2 separate regions of the Homo sapiens genome follow, and region 1 is linked to region 2. Evidence: chromatin contacts called from ENCODE Hi-C or POLR2A ChIA-PET data. All regions are on one chromosome and are shown on one strand. Each heading gives the region's core, a stretch centred on a gene start or an enhancer-like site at or near the end of the contact. The rest is flanking DNA. Distances are from core to core; before and after follow the strand shown. Region 1 has its middle 42 kb from the start of PLB1. Region 2 overlaps LOC105374382 (a long non-coding RNA gene).

The links. A loop is a pair of places that touch in the nucleus more often than their neighbours do. ChIA-PET counts read pairs that join two places held with the same protein, here RNA polymerase II (POLR2A). Pooled maps may share reads with other maps.
Region 1: a loop to region 2 is called in a pooled map, with 2.6 times the contacts of the local background. The contact joins two enhancer-like sites. A Hi-C loop is called at or near these places in 1 of 168 maps with a recorded cell type or tissue (naive thymus-derived CD4-positive, alpha-beta T cell) and 9 of 50 pooled maps. POLR2A ChIA-PET finds 5 or more read pairs at or near these places in 5 of 52 experiments (IMR-90, activated CD4-positive, alpha-beta T cell, activated CD8-positive, alpha-beta memory T cell and 2 more).

The regions. Positions count from the first base shown.
Region 1 is chr2:28,452,426-28,456,123 of GRCh38, forward strand. No RefSeq gene overlaps it. Among named protein-coding and RNA genes, the nearest start is that of PLB1, 42 kb to the right of the region's middle. RefSeq lists an enhancer at 1-332. Within about 2 kb of position 1,631, at least 2 of the 41 ENCODE cell types and tissues checked have a DNase peak (open chromatin) inside an H3K27ac peak, as active enhancers do.
Region 2 is chr2:28,365,006-28,369,242 of GRCh38, forward strand. It overlaps LOC105374382 (a long non-coding RNA gene), which reads left to right. Exons shown (of 3, transcript XR_007086256.1): 3 at 1-851. Among named protein-coding and RNA genes, the nearest start is that of FOSL2, 26 kb to the right of the region's middle. Within about 2 kb of position 1,471, at least 11 of the 41 ENCODE cell types and tissues checked have a DNase peak (open chromatin) inside an H3K27ac peak, as active enhancers do.

The DNA of each region.
Region 1 (3,698 bases), core at 381-2,880, 88 kb after region 2:
TTTTTCCCTCTTGTGTTCCCAGGCCGGTCAGGCTCCTGCTGGGCGATTGATGGAGGTGAGAGGATGTGGGCTAGGGCTGGGTCTGGGCAAGGGCTCTGTGAGGGAGCAGGGTTAGGCACTCTCCCCCGCTCCCCCCACCTGCCTCCCACCTCCACTCTCTGCAGATAGCCCTTGCCCCAAGGCTGCAGCCCAGTTGACATCCCTGAGCCTGGGCCACCAAGCGCAGCTCCCTTGCGCCCTCTAGTGTCTGCCCCTCTCAGGTACAGGGTGCCTTGGGCCAATCTCTGAACCTAGAATTGACCTTCCAAACCGGGCCATTCCTAAGCATGAGGTGGACTCTGTTGACAATGATGCTGGGCAGCAGACGCAAAAAGAGACTGGGCCAGCTGTCTTTTCACTCCACTCAGGTCAGAAGTGCCCCCTCCCCACTCCACTGTGGTCCCCAGAACCATCTCTGGGAACCACCCCATTTGTAAATGAGATAATGCATGTGACGTGCTTAGCAAGGGGCTGGGAGAGTAGGGGACCAGTGACTATGTGGTCAATGAACAGCTATTAGCTCCACTAGGTAGAAGCAATGATCTGTTTGGTCCTGTGCTGGGGGCTCGTTTCCAGGGGGGAGGACAGAGAAGCTCTGTCCAGTGCTGCTGAGGCAGGAATGAGGACTCCATGTTCGGAGTCTGGCACGGAGCAGGAGGGTGATTTGATGGCTCGGTGTGTGTTGGCTGCAAGAGCAAATGCAAAACGTCAGCCTGAGATTAATCAAGACATCCTTCCACTTACCGTTTCGGGTCTTGTTGGGGAGTTTGGAAGGAAAACTGCCTTTCCAGCAAGATGTTTTGACATGATGCCTTTTCCCTGGCATGCGTTGTCTCCTTCTCCCCACCCATCCCCTTCGCCACAGCTTTAGGGATGACCTCTGCCCTGCTGGGTGCCCTTGATGACTAACACAGCAAGTGTGTGGACCGCCACCTGTCCTGGCCTCACCCACCTTCACCCTCCATTTCTTCATGACTGCCCCCGTGGCTTCTAGGGGGAAGGCCCCAGACAGGTTTGCTAAACTACTGACTCCCAGGGCTCCCTGACAGGGCCTGATGCAGGGTGGCCAGCGGTTGTGACCCCTAGACCAGGTGGGTCCCAGCACAGGGACCTGAGCCCCACCCTCAGGGAGCTGGCGGCTACACGGGGAGCGGTCACCTGTACAGATAAATCTAGTGGAAAGCCCCCATGGCCAGAACCAGGGCGGAGGGCCTGGGGCAGGCTCTGGAGTATAGAAGAGGGAAGGCGCCTTTGGAACAGACAGCAGAGAGAAGAGCCTGCAGGATGAGTGCGAAGGATTGCTGTGGACAGAGGTGGGCCAGGGCTCAGCTCGAGGGCTCCCAGGGAAAGGAGCCTGGGGTGGCCTGGGCACCGTGTGTGTGTGTGTGTATGTGTGTGCGCGCGCGTGCATGTGCGTGTGCATAGGTATGATTCAGGGAGACATAAGGGACTTTGGCAAAGTCAGGAGGATGTGGGGGCTAAGCAAACACCACTTTGAAGACTTCTCTTTGGCATGGGGTGTGACAAGCCAGGTCTGGTGCCTTGTTGAGGAAAGGGAGAAAACTCTGAGTTGGTTTTTGTGTTCCTCAAACCAGTTTGCCCACATCCTTGGCATCATCTGTGCCCTGTGAAGGGCCCGCTTGGAGCCATGCATGTCTGGGCCTGAGGGTGGCGGTGCCTACGTGAGGCCCTGCGGTCTCTTCAGGAGCTCCCCGAGAGGGGCACTTGGCCACTGTTGGAGCTGAGAGGGGCCTGGCCCAGCTCACCCGCCTCTCCTGCTTCTCACCCAGCCCCTGCTGCTGAGAGCTCTGGCAGCCTCCGTGTGCACAGCAGGCCTGGGCTCAGTCACAGGTAGCTCTTCTGTCTGCTCCACGGTGGCTCTCCTCAGGGCCTTGGCTCTCATGTGAGGCTTCCAGCTGCTGCTCACACTCAGAGCTTTGCATGACCAGCAACACACAGGCAGATAAGAGCATTGGGTCTAGGGCGAGAAAATCCTGGGTTCAAGATCAGGCTCTGCCATTTACCAGCTATGTGGCCTCAGGCAGGTTGAACTCTTTGAGCCGCAGTTATCTCATCTGTAAATTGGGGATAATAACACTTAATGGTACTTATCTCATGGGGTTGTCATGAGGATCAAATGAGATGATGTGTGTGTAAACACCTTACAGAGGGCTCCACTAATGGAAGGCATTATTATTGCTGTTTCCATACCACACGACACTCACCCAAGAATGGAAGTTCATGTTCTGACTGTCAATGACGTGTCCAGCATTCCTCCTGTGCTCATTTCATAACTATTCGTTGAGCCTCCTTGGTGCCAGGCACTGTTCTAGACTCTTGGGCCATAAAAATCAATAAAACACAAGATCCCTGCCTCCTTACGGCTGACCTTCTAGGGGAGAGACTTTCACATACCCCAATCTACTTAGCACACATTCCAACCTCTCTCTGGCATCTGCAAACTCAAGTCTGCAAGGTGAAGCAACATCCTAAGCTGCTAGGAACTCTCTCCATAAGTACTCATCCAGATGGCCTGGTGATACGGACAGGAGACAGGGAAATACTGGGTAGAAGAGGGTGGCTCCTGGCAAAGGCCCCACCCTCAAGCCTGAAGACCCACGGCCCTAAATGAGGACAGGCATTCCTGTTTTTGAGCGGAAAAAGTTGCCTTTTGGCCTGCCACACCCCCTATCCTGCACCCATATAAACCCTGAACCCCAGGCTTCAGAAACAGACGAGCAAGCCAGCAGACCAGCAGACGGACAGTGGAACGATGCAGTAGAGAAAGAGAGAGGAGGAGGAACATCTGAACATGGAGAGGAGTTTGACTGGGGACGGTCAGAGAGGAGTCCGGCTGCTGGGCTCCTGACTCCAGGGGAAGATCACCTTCCTACTCCATACCCCCCTTCTGGCTCCTCATCCGTCCCACTGAAAGCTACCTCTACCATTCAATAAAACCTCGCATTCATCCTTCAAGCCCATGTGTGACCCAGTTTTTCCGGGATGCTGGATAAGAGCTTGTGATACAGAGAGCTGTCACACTGGCCCTCTGCCCTTGCGAAAAGGCAGAGGGTCCATTGAGCTGGTTAACACATGCTGTCTGCGGACAGCAAAGCTGAAAGAGCTTTGTAACACTGGGGTTGCAGGCACCCACCTTTAGACACTACAGTAGGGCCAGAGCCCAAATGGCTCACCCTGGCCTCTGCACCTTCCCATCTGCATGCTCCACCTCCTGAGAGGGATTTGAGCAGCAGGGGTGACCGAAAAGGCAAGCGGCACATCCTGAGGGGGATCGGGGACCTCTCCTGTTTCACTGCAGAAGTCCTTTCGTGGCAAAACAAGGTCATGTTGAGACAACACTCAGAGCATTGTCGTGAAAAGGGAGCACAATCATTAAGAGTAGTTGCCCATTTTACAGATGAGGAAATTGGGGCCCAGAAAAGTTTAACTGCCTTGCCCTAGGTTATGCTGCTGCTCAGTAACAAAATAACTTAGTCAACAAATATTTGCTGAGCCCCTATTTTGTGCCAGCCACTGCTTTGGGCACTGGGGCACAGTCAGTGCCTTAGTGGAGCTTGCATTCTCTAAAGGGGTGACTTAAAATAAATATGTAAACAGGTGAGCTCATTTCAGACATGATGAGTGCTAGGCGGAAAATC
Region 2 (4,237 bases), core at 221-2,720:
ATTCTAATCCCCTGCACCTTTGGAGGTGGCCTTGTTTGGAAAAAGGGTCTTTGCAGATGTAGGCAAGTGAAGATGAAGCCATCCTGGATCAGGGTGGCTTGTGGCTTGTGTCCAATGCCTTGTGTCCTTCTAAGAAGAGAGAAATCGAGACACAGACACACACAGGGAAAAGGCCGAGTGATGACAGCAGCAGAGATGGGAGCGCGGCAGCTACAAGCTGAGGGATGCCAAGCATGGCTGGCACCACCCAGGAGCCTGGAGAGAGGGAGGGGACAGCCTCCTCCTTAGAGCCTCGAAACACCCTACCCACATCCTGGCTTCAGACTTCCAGCCTGCACAACTGGGAGAGAATCACTTTCTGCTGTGTTAAGCTACACTAGTTCATGGTGATTTGTTACAGCAGCTGCAGGAAATGAACACAGACACCAAATGGAGATACTGTGTCTGAGATTGAAGCCAGCACCGTGGAATCAGAGCTGCCAGGAGGGAGACGTGGACTCTCGACCCTGTGGCCACACTTGGTTCCCCCAGCAGCTGAAGCACGAAGTCTACTGGACTTACTAGACTTTCCAGTTACCTGGACCAATATATTCTCTGTTTTACTTAAGCTGTTTCGATTGGATTTCTGGCTATTTCAACTGAGAGAGGCCTAACTCTCAGTTATACAGAGACAATGGATGTAAAATGCATTGAAGGCCAGGCACAGTGGCTCGCGCCTGTAATCCCAACACTTTGGAAAGCCAAGGCAGGAGGATGGCTTGAGCCCAGGAGTACGAGACCAGCCTGGGAGACGTGGCAAAACGAAACCCCGTTTCTACAAAAAAATACATTAAACCATTTTAAAAAGAAAATATAAAATGTATTGCATGCTGCCTGGCCAATGGGAGACAGTGGAGTGAATGTAGGAAGTAGTTAGTAGAGTAAATGGTATTTATTATTACTGCTATTGCTGTTGTTTCTATTTCCAGCTAGGCTGAGCACTCTTGAGTGGCATAAGGGCCGAGTCTCTATTGGGCGTGGGAAGCAGGTTCTGAGGGGGTGGGGCCTCCTGTGGATAGGGGGACAGGAAGCAGGACTGGGCAGGGTGAGGCCAGGCTGGGATATGGGCCCGAGGGCAGCCTCAGCCAGCCCCACAGGGGTTCTGGAGCCAGAACTGCTCTTCAGAGTCCCCCTTGGGCCAACGGTGTCAGGCCTTTCTGCTGTTGCATCCTTCAGTCACTGAAGCTGGTTGCCTGGGAAGAGGTGAGATCCTGGGAAAGGTGACTCCCTGCCACTGAAGCTACCCCTGAAAGGGCGCACGGCTAAACGGCCACCCTCCTAGCAGCCGGGGCAGCAAGTCTTTCACCAAAGGGTGACCTGGGATGGGCATCACAGCGCCCACCACACTCAGTGCATAACTCTGGGCTGGCACCCGATAAACACTCATTATTGACAGCAGTCATTCGTTCACTCAAAACCCAAGGTCGATGGGGTAGTCAGGTGGCTGCGTGGTCTGAGATGACGGAGCTCTTTGGGGGTGTTGCCCTGGTGGAGGCTAGGGGTGGGATCAGAACCTAATGGAAACACCACAGGGGGCAGGAGGGGATGTGGCCAGGTCGGGTGTGACCAGGATTGGTTGTGCGGCCTTGTCCAGGGCTGGCACTGATAAGATCCAAGGCGGTGTCCGCTGAATGAACCAGGCTGCTGACCAGGGTGCTGTGAGCAATTCCCATCGCTTCCCTCTGGGCTGTGAGGCTCCTGCGCTGTAATATTTCTCTTCCTTTCTTAATGCTGATTTCGTTGTGTGTAGGGTAGAGTTCAGAGGCTGGCTAAGCCTTTAAAGGCTCCTTTTTTGAGTCTTGGCCAGGCCAACCCATGGCCCAGCCCCTATCTCAAAGCCAGGCACTCCCTCTTATCAGATAAGAAACCACGACTCAGAGAGAGGAAGCTAGCTGTTCAAAGTCACAGTCGGTGGTTGGGCCAGGAAACGGGACCCACTTCTCCCTCCCAGGCCTTCCTCATGTGCAATGCAGGCCCCCAGCTCAGGCCACGCTCCTCTGCCTAGCGAGGGTCCCAGCCTCTCTGCCTGCATCTGGCTTCACGCACACTTTCCGAGGGCAGGGGCTGCCCGGCTGCTACAAGCCGCAGTGGTAGGGCAGTGACTTGGCTGAGGGGGACATGGGGCTTGTCATTCCTCCCAGGGCTTCTCCAGGAAGTGACAGCCAGAAGGGCCCTGGGAGGCCGCTTGGTTCGATCCCACCCCCCTTTCCCATATCACAGGTGACTGGAAAGTCCAGGCCCCTGAGGTAAGGAGGTCACATAGTGAGTTGTCAGTGGGGGCAAAACCTGAGTTGCTTATTTGTTTTCCCTAAATCGCTCCTCTCCCTGAGTTTGCATCGAGCCCCTCAGAGCAATATTTTTTTCCCAAATGGTCTTCGCAGAGCACAACACAAGAATTGGTTTTACCACACGGCCCGCGTGCACTTCTTAAGGGCAGGCTGCCCATAAGGATCGAAAGCAGGGATGGGGAGGCAGCTCACTCCACGCGTGTCCTCCTTGCCTTTATTTATTTCTTCATTGAGACAGAGTCTCTCTCTGTTGCCCAGGCTGGAGTGCAGTGGCGCGATCTTGGCTCACTGTAATCTCCGCCTCCCAGATTCAAGCGATTCTCCTGCCTCAGCCTCCCGAGTAGCTGGGATTACAGGCGTGGGACACCGCGCGCAGCCCCTGCCTTTATTTTTTATAACCAAGACTGCTGTCTAAGAAGGTGGCTTCCATGAAGATCATTTTGCCCTGCGAGCACCCGGCTGGGTTGGATGTGCAGAGAGGGGTCTAGAGGAGTCGGCAGAGGAGATGGGAGGCCCCATGGGCTGCCTGAACAAAGGGAGAGGAGTCTGGAGAACACAGCAGGGAGAGCAGGGGTGAGGGGGAGAGAGGGGTGGCAGGGCCAGGGCTGTGAGAGGCGGCGGCTGGGACTTTGGCACTGTGCAGTGGGGAGGCCAAAGTCCCCAGTGAAGCGACTGACTGAAGGGCATGTGAAGAACCTGAACGTGCTGTGTTCCAGGAGAAGCTGTTTCCCTATCCACGGTGCAGTGAAGGCCCCCACCTGCTCTCCGCTCCAGAATGGGAAGAGAGGGAGGGATAGACGCTGCACCTGGGTTATCACAGGGTGGCACAGAGAGAAATGCAGAAGCAGGGCCTAGAGGCTGAGGACCCCCGGAACCTAAGCCCCACCGCACTGCCATTCTAGGGGACCAGAAGAAATCCTGGGGAGGGCCCTGGGTTCCTCCGCCCCTGGCATGGGGGTTCACATTCATCATGCTTAGACCTCAGGAAGCTGGGAGTCCCCCGCTGATATCTGGGTTATACCTACATTTTCTGACTTACTCCTCTCCGCATCTCTCTGCCAGAACTGTTATTCCCATTTTCCACCATGGGCACCCGAGGGCAGAGAGGTTAAGTAACTCGCTGAGGCCCCTGATGGTGTAGTTGAGCTGAGACTGAGAGTCCAGTGTGTCCCCTGCAATCCAGCCTCTTCGTTCTACACCATGTACCCTCTGGCCCTGCCTGACCCCTCCCCAACACCTGGCCAGAGCTGGGCTCACCCCACTCACTCAATACTTGTGCACTGCACGTGGAGGGGGCCAGCGCACAGGCATCGGGACTCTGAAGATGTGGGTTCGAATCCTGCTCTGACACTCACCACCTCTATTAGGTTTGGTACATTTAACTCTGCAAGCTTCAGTTTTCTCACCTGTGAAATGAGACCTGGGACAGGTGTGAATGAATGTTCGTATCTTCATCATTACCTGCCCAGCAGCGCACCAGGATGAAGGCCCCCTGGGAGAGCCTCACAGTAAGTGCAAGAAGCTCCAACCTGGCCCTCCTTTCTGTCCCTTCCAGCTCTGTGATGAGGCGTTTTTAGGACAAGCCCCCAAGTTCACCCCAGCTTTTCCTGCCGGCTCCATCCCTTGAGGAGTGAGCAGTCTACTCGGGGGAGCGGGAACCCCGCCAGGGACCCTGGGAAGGGCCAGTGACCACCCAAGGCCCCTAGAAGGGCCTTTGGGACTAAGACCATGGCCAGAAATGGGCCAGATAGAGGCACTTGGTAGTGGCTGGTTTCTTAGTTCCCAGTTTAAATGGGGAACTGCAGAGACCACCCACCTAACCACAGGTGAAGGAACTTAGCCTTTCTCTGCTCCTGAGCCTTGGAGTTCCCAGTGTCTGGATTATATTCCTGGATCTTAAGACATGATGA